Linked DNA regions of Homo sapiens: region 2 is linked to region 1. A link is an interaction called in ENCODE POLR2A ChIA-PET data of the cell type or tissue named here. Cell type or tissue: OCI-LY7. All regions are shown on one strand. Links, peaks and the distances in the headings refer to the core of each region. The heading gives the core; the rest is flanking DNA. Region 1 has its middle 54 kb from the start of DIPK1A. Region 2 has its middle 12 kb from the start of MTF2.

Region 1 (2,918 bases), core at 168-2,667:
CCTTAGGACCCCAATGTATACCTGTTTTATATTTCAGACTCTTCTTAATGGTTTGTGAGCATGTCACAGTCTCTGTTAGTCTGGGATAGGGCATAATTATCTTTGTATTGTGGGAAGAACTGTGCTATAAGCTACTTAATATTCAGAGAGCAATTTGCAGGTACTCAGTTTAGTCACAAAGTCTGCTTAATGACGCTGAACATGAAAGTCTGGATTGTCTATTTCCAAGCTGTTATCCAGGCTGGCTAAATGACCCATCTTCCCTCTGGCCTGAACTCCAAGAGTAGCTGGAGTTTGGGGCCTGAAGTGAACACCTATAATCAGCTAGACCAGGGTTTCTTTTCCTGAACACTATCGACATTTTAGACCAGATAATTCTTTGCTTTGGGGGCTGTCCTGGGCATGGTAAAATTTTTAGCAGCATCTCTGGCCTCTATACACTAGAGGCCCATAGCACCACTCCTCCCCAACCAGTTGTGACAACCAAAAATGTCTCCAGATATTGCCAGTGTCCCCTGAAGAGTAAAATCGACCCCAGCTGAGAGCTGCTGACTGTGGACTTTGAGCTACTTGCCTGCTATCCTCCAGACTAGAGACTGATGTTTCCAAATTTCTCTTGCCTCCAGATTCCCCAGACTGAGTGGTGTCTTCTTTCTTTGAGCCTTAGCTTTGACTGTTTCTTCCTTTTTTGCCTGATAGTCGGTGGTCTCCTGGTTGCTTGAGTCACTTGGTCTCATTTCCCTCTGGCCTTGGATGACCTCACTGCTGTCCTGTTTCAACTCATAAACTTCTGGACTAACAAAAATAATGTACTTCCTGAAAGCCCAAATTTGCAACATTTATTCAATAAACATTTATTACTATATATTTTGCTCTAGTGACATGCTAGGATATGCTTGAGACTGTGGGGTTTATTGGCTAGAATTATGTTTCAATGCAAGTGACAGTGGCTTGAACAAGATAGTTTATCGCGCGTAGAAGTCCAAAGGGAGACAGGCCAGAACTGGTGTGGTGATCTTGTTCCATGGAGTTGATCTGCTGGGCTTGAATTCTCTTCTAAGATCACTCCATGGTCCAAGATAGCTGTTCACCCCCAGCCATCAGCTCCACCACCAAGCCAGAAGGAAGAAGGAAGGAATGGTGAAAAAAGCGAAATTAAGAAAGGTCCTTAAAGACTGCTATATAACACTTAAGCTTGCATCTATTTGCCTGAACTTAGTTACCAGGCCACACCTGTCTGTAAGGCAGGCTGAGAAAATGTGGTTTTGTTTCTGTTTTTGTTCTGAAACGGAGTTTCACTCTTGTCGCCCAGTCTGGAGTGCAACAGCACAACCTTGGCTCACTGCAACCTCTGCCTCCCGGGTTCAAGTGATTCTCCTGCCTCAGCCTCCCAAGTAGCTGGGATTACAGGCATGCGTCATCACACCCAGCTAATTTTTGTATTTTTAGTATAGACAGGGTTTCACCATGTTGGTCAGGCTGGTCTTGAACTCCTGACCTCAAGTGATTTGCCTGCCTCGGCCTCCGAAAGTGCTGGGATTACAAGTGTGAGCCACTGCACCCGGCCGGAAACATGGTTTTTACTCTGAGTGGCCATGTGACCCATTTAAAAACTGAGGGATCTAGTACAATGAATATTAGAGGACAATTGGAAGCCTCTGCTGCACGGAGGATACAAGGACACTTGGAACACACACCTACCCTCATGATGCTTTGGTACAGTAGCAGAATTAGTTGCACAGTATACACAACTACCTCTAGTTAAACTTGACTAAAATAACTTTTTTTCTAAAGGGGAAGGTGTAATTACAATAATGATAAAATGATAATGACTGTAAACTAAATATTAACCACATTAGGAAGAGGATACATGTTTATATTTGCACAGTTGTGACTGTCTACAGTTCTTCAGATCCTAAAATTTTATTCTACAACAAATTTGAGTTTAATTTTTGGAAGAGTTTGCCTCTCAGGAAATGCATACAGGAAACTCAATTACAAGTTTTTGAAATGTTGGAAATAATAATTATGAGTCACTTTTTATTATCTAGCAGTGGGTGTCAAATTAACTGCTGCTTTATTTTTAGCTATGTGATGTGTCACTCAGTATACATTCTCTAGAGGTTTGCATTAGTTGAAATATGAGAAAGATCTGCAGAGTCAATAGGGTTGCCAAGTCTTCATCAAAGATTATCCCAAACTGGTATTTTGGTTTTGGTACAAATTGACGTGTCATCTTACAGTGCCAAAAGTCATGACGACCAAACAGAGTGGAACTAAGGCAGCTTTTTTTCCAGTTTCCCCATGCTTATAAATCTTCCTCCTGGAGAATTTTATTTCTTAACAGTGCTATTCTAATGACCTCCATGAAGTGCTGATCCAATCCCAAGGCTCAGTTTTGAACTCTTTGAGTAGGAAGTAGGCGGTCTAAATGCAGATTAACAGAATTGCTTTGACTTTCTTTAGGAAACTTACATGGGGCAGAGTGAAGAGAAAGTTGACCTCATTTTATTACTTTCATAAAGGAAAAGCTTGGTGCTCTCCCATTCTATTCTGAATTCCTATCATCACTCATTCTTGGAATTGTTTAGGTAAACAAAGAGTCATAGAGGTACAGGGAAAAAATGCAGTGTGCTGGATGGAGACCTGATCCCTGATTAAGACAGAGGAGGTTGCTGGGGAATGCAGCAAGTGATAATGCCACAGATTTTCTAAAGCTTTGGGACCTCTAGAAGAGGAGCTGGAGTGAGGAACGGGTGAAAGCGGCTGCTGCAGCCAGAGTCAAAGGGCATGTGAGACAGCATCTCTTTCATCATCCTCACACACGTGAACAGCAACTCCATTCGGAGTGTCAGCTTCCAGCAGGAGGTATTATAGAGTGCTTCTGCAGCTTTGCATGTATGTGTGTTACAAATGCA
Region 2 (2,918 bases), core at 191-2,690, 52 kb after region 1:
TTTATTTAACATGCTCAATAAATGGGTGCTAAGGGAATGAAGACTTTTTTCGCTATTCTAACCCTAATATTATCTCTTTTGAATGCATATAATAATTATAGTATTCACTTCACAACCTAGCATTTAATTATTTAATGCCTCTTACTGCTTCATGCATTGTATTTCCCCAATTAGATTAGATATTCTTTAAGGGTACACAGTAATCTAATAAATACATGTTAAACTACAGAAAAATATACAGTAGGCACTTAATGAATTATTGTTAAATGAATGAGTGAAACACTTTACCTCTTGCCTTTCCATTACTGACTTGCCCATTGGTATTTCTAGGATCTGAGTTGTTAGAAGAAAAATAGGAGAAGGCTGGTCGGCTTTTGCTCCAGTGAATGGTGGTATATAAGTATCCTCTGTCACAAATTCACCTAATTACTTTGGAAAGTTATCTATAGTCTTTTGGGAATCACTGTCATATTTATAATGCACTACCACTTGGCAACTAGTTACATAACTTCCTATGTTTCACTTATAGTCTCTCAAATCTTTTTGATAATTGCATGGCACACTTAGTTTTAAGAGCAATCTTATTTAAAGTAGCAAAAAGATATTCTCCTATTTCAATGAAGCAAAAAGATTTGTCATGACTAAAAGTACAATGAAATATTTTTATAGGCTGAGGTAGTATCAATGATAAGAATTTTGCTTTACCTTGCTATGAAGATTTTCTGTGATAAATGCTCCAAAAGTTTTAATATTGCTAATTTTGAAAGTTCTGGCCATTGGTGGCAATGGAGCCTGGGTGAGCTGGAGGTGCCTGGGGTATGGGGCAGTTGGGCCTTCCGGTCTTCAGAAAGGTACCATGTGAATAGTGGTCTTTGACCACTGACACTTGCCAGAGCTCGCATCAAGTGTGATTTGAGGATTAAGCCTTCCAGGGAGGGAGTGAGCTGGGAAACAGTTCCTAGCACCTGGGACCATCCTGTACCTAAATCTTTTCAGAGGGAGTCCAGAGTCCCCATAGGGATTTTCTCCACTAACTCTATTTCTGGAGCATCTAGATCCTGTCTGCCTCTTGTACATTATAGTCACCACTGAATGTATACAATTTTTGTTTTTTAAAGATGGCTGGGCACAGTGGCTCACATCTGCAATCTCAGTGCTTTGGGAGGCTGAGATGGGAGGATGGTTTGACCCCAGGAGTTTGAGGTGAGAGTGAGCTATGATTGCACCACAGCATTCCAGCCTGGCCAATAGAGCAACAACCTGTCTTTAAAGAAAAAAGAAAAGCTTTGTGGGCTGTTCAGATACCAAAGAATATCTTTGGGTAATTTTTAAAATTTTATGTAGGGTTAATTTGAGGATGCAGAAAGCACTCATCACTCCTAGAGGGCTTTCTACCTTTAGATAAGGCTGGAAAAAGAATAAAAGCTCTGGGCTAGGCACAGTGGCTGGCCCCTATAATCCCAGCACTTTGGGAGGCCAAGGCGAGCAGATTGCTTGAGCCCAGGAGTTAGAGACCAGCCCGGGCAATGTGGAAAAATCCTGTCTCTACTAAAAATACAAAAACAATTAGTCAGGTGTGGTGGTGGCTGCCTGTAGTCCCAGCTACTTGGGAGGCTGAGGTGGGGGGATCACCTAAGCTTGGGAAGTTGAGGCTGCAGTGAGCCGAGATTGAGCTACTACACTCCAGCTTGGGTAACGAGAGTGAGACCCTGTCTGAAAAAAAAAAAAAGAAGAAGAAGATGAAGATGAAGACGAAGAAGAAGAAGAGCTCTGGAGTCAGATTTATCCAAGACAATTTTAATTCCAGTTTTGCCACTGTGCTGGTCATTGTCTTTGTCCTTCCAGGTTGATTCTCTGTCCTTTCTTTGCCCTGGTCTGTGACCAGGCAAGACCGACTTCTCTGGTCTATATTACCCCAGCTCCCTTGCCCTCTGGCTTCTGGTTGGGTCAAGACACCATAAAGGCACCTTATAAGCTTACTGTATGGAGATCAGAGGGCACCAGGAAAGAAAGGTCAGAGTATTTATTGTCTACTTCATCCCCTATGGTTATATCCACTGCTAAAGTGACCAGGTTGGCCCAGCTTGCCCAGGACTTTCCTAATTTTAGCACTGAAAGTCCCACACCCAGGATGGTTGGTTGGTCACCTAATCTATTGGCCTTCTTTTCCAAGTTTCCAGCTTTAGCTGGGTACACATAAAAGCTCCCTCTCCTCATCTTCATTTCTTTACTTTCTCACCATCTCTCAACCCACTTCTGTCTCTACCGACATGATCCCACCATCCATCCTCTTCTCTTTTTGTGTGTTGGTTTATCTATCTTTTCATCTATTTTACTACTAATTTCTACATTGATGATTCCCAAGTATACATCTACAGCACTCCCCTGCCCTCATATTTGGAGGGCTGACATTTATTTAAGGCTTATTCTGTGCCAGAAACAGTTGCAAGGATTTTATAAGCATTATCTTATTTAATCTTCAGAGTGAGCTTGTAAGGTAAGTAATATTATTATCTCTATTTTAGCAGATGAGGAAACCAAACATTTAAAAGGCTAGAAACTGGTGGATTGCCAATTTTCAGACTCTGCCCTATGTGACTTCAGAGCTCCTACCCCTCAGGGAGACCCTGCCTGAGCATCCTCTGTGTTCTCCCTCCTTCTCCTGTTCTGGTTTCCCTGATAACACTCACCTCTGCCTGAAATTTTATGTATAACTATTTGTTTATTATTGCTCCAAGAGGATAAGCACTTTGTTTTCTTTGCCTCTGTATCATCACTATCTAGAACTGTTATTCTTAAACTTGAACATGCATCAGAATGATCTGAAAGGCTGGGAAAAACATAGATTGCTGGGCCCCACCCCCAGAGTTTCTTTCTTTTTCTTTTCTTTTTCTTTTTCTTTTTTTTTTTTTTGAGAT

What was found. ChIA-PET counts read pairs that join two places held together with the same protein. Peaks named below come from ENCODE experiments on the same cell type or tissue, not always from the same donor. Only the 100,000 strongest peaks of a DNase experiment are listed, where the experiment ranks them.
Region 2: POLR2A ChIA-PET joins it to region 1 with 7 read pairs; 11 of 35 experiments call an interaction of 5 or more read pairs at or near these places.

What each region holds. Positions count from the first base shown.
Region 1 is chr1:93,013,660-93,016,577 of GRCh38, forward strand. No RefSeq gene overlaps it. Among named protein-coding and RNA genes, the nearest start is that of DIPK1A, 54 kb to the left of the region's middle. In OCI-LY7, for the core only: no CTCF peak of the experiment used is centred there; a DNase peak (open chromatin) is centred at 1,242; H3K4me3 peaks cover 923 bases.
Region 2 is chr1:93,065,570-93,068,487 of GRCh38, forward strand. No RefSeq gene overlaps it. Among named protein-coding and RNA genes, the nearest start is that of MTF2, 12 kb to the right of the region's middle. In OCI-LY7, for the core only: no CTCF peak of the experiment used is centred there; no DNase peak of the experiment used is centred there.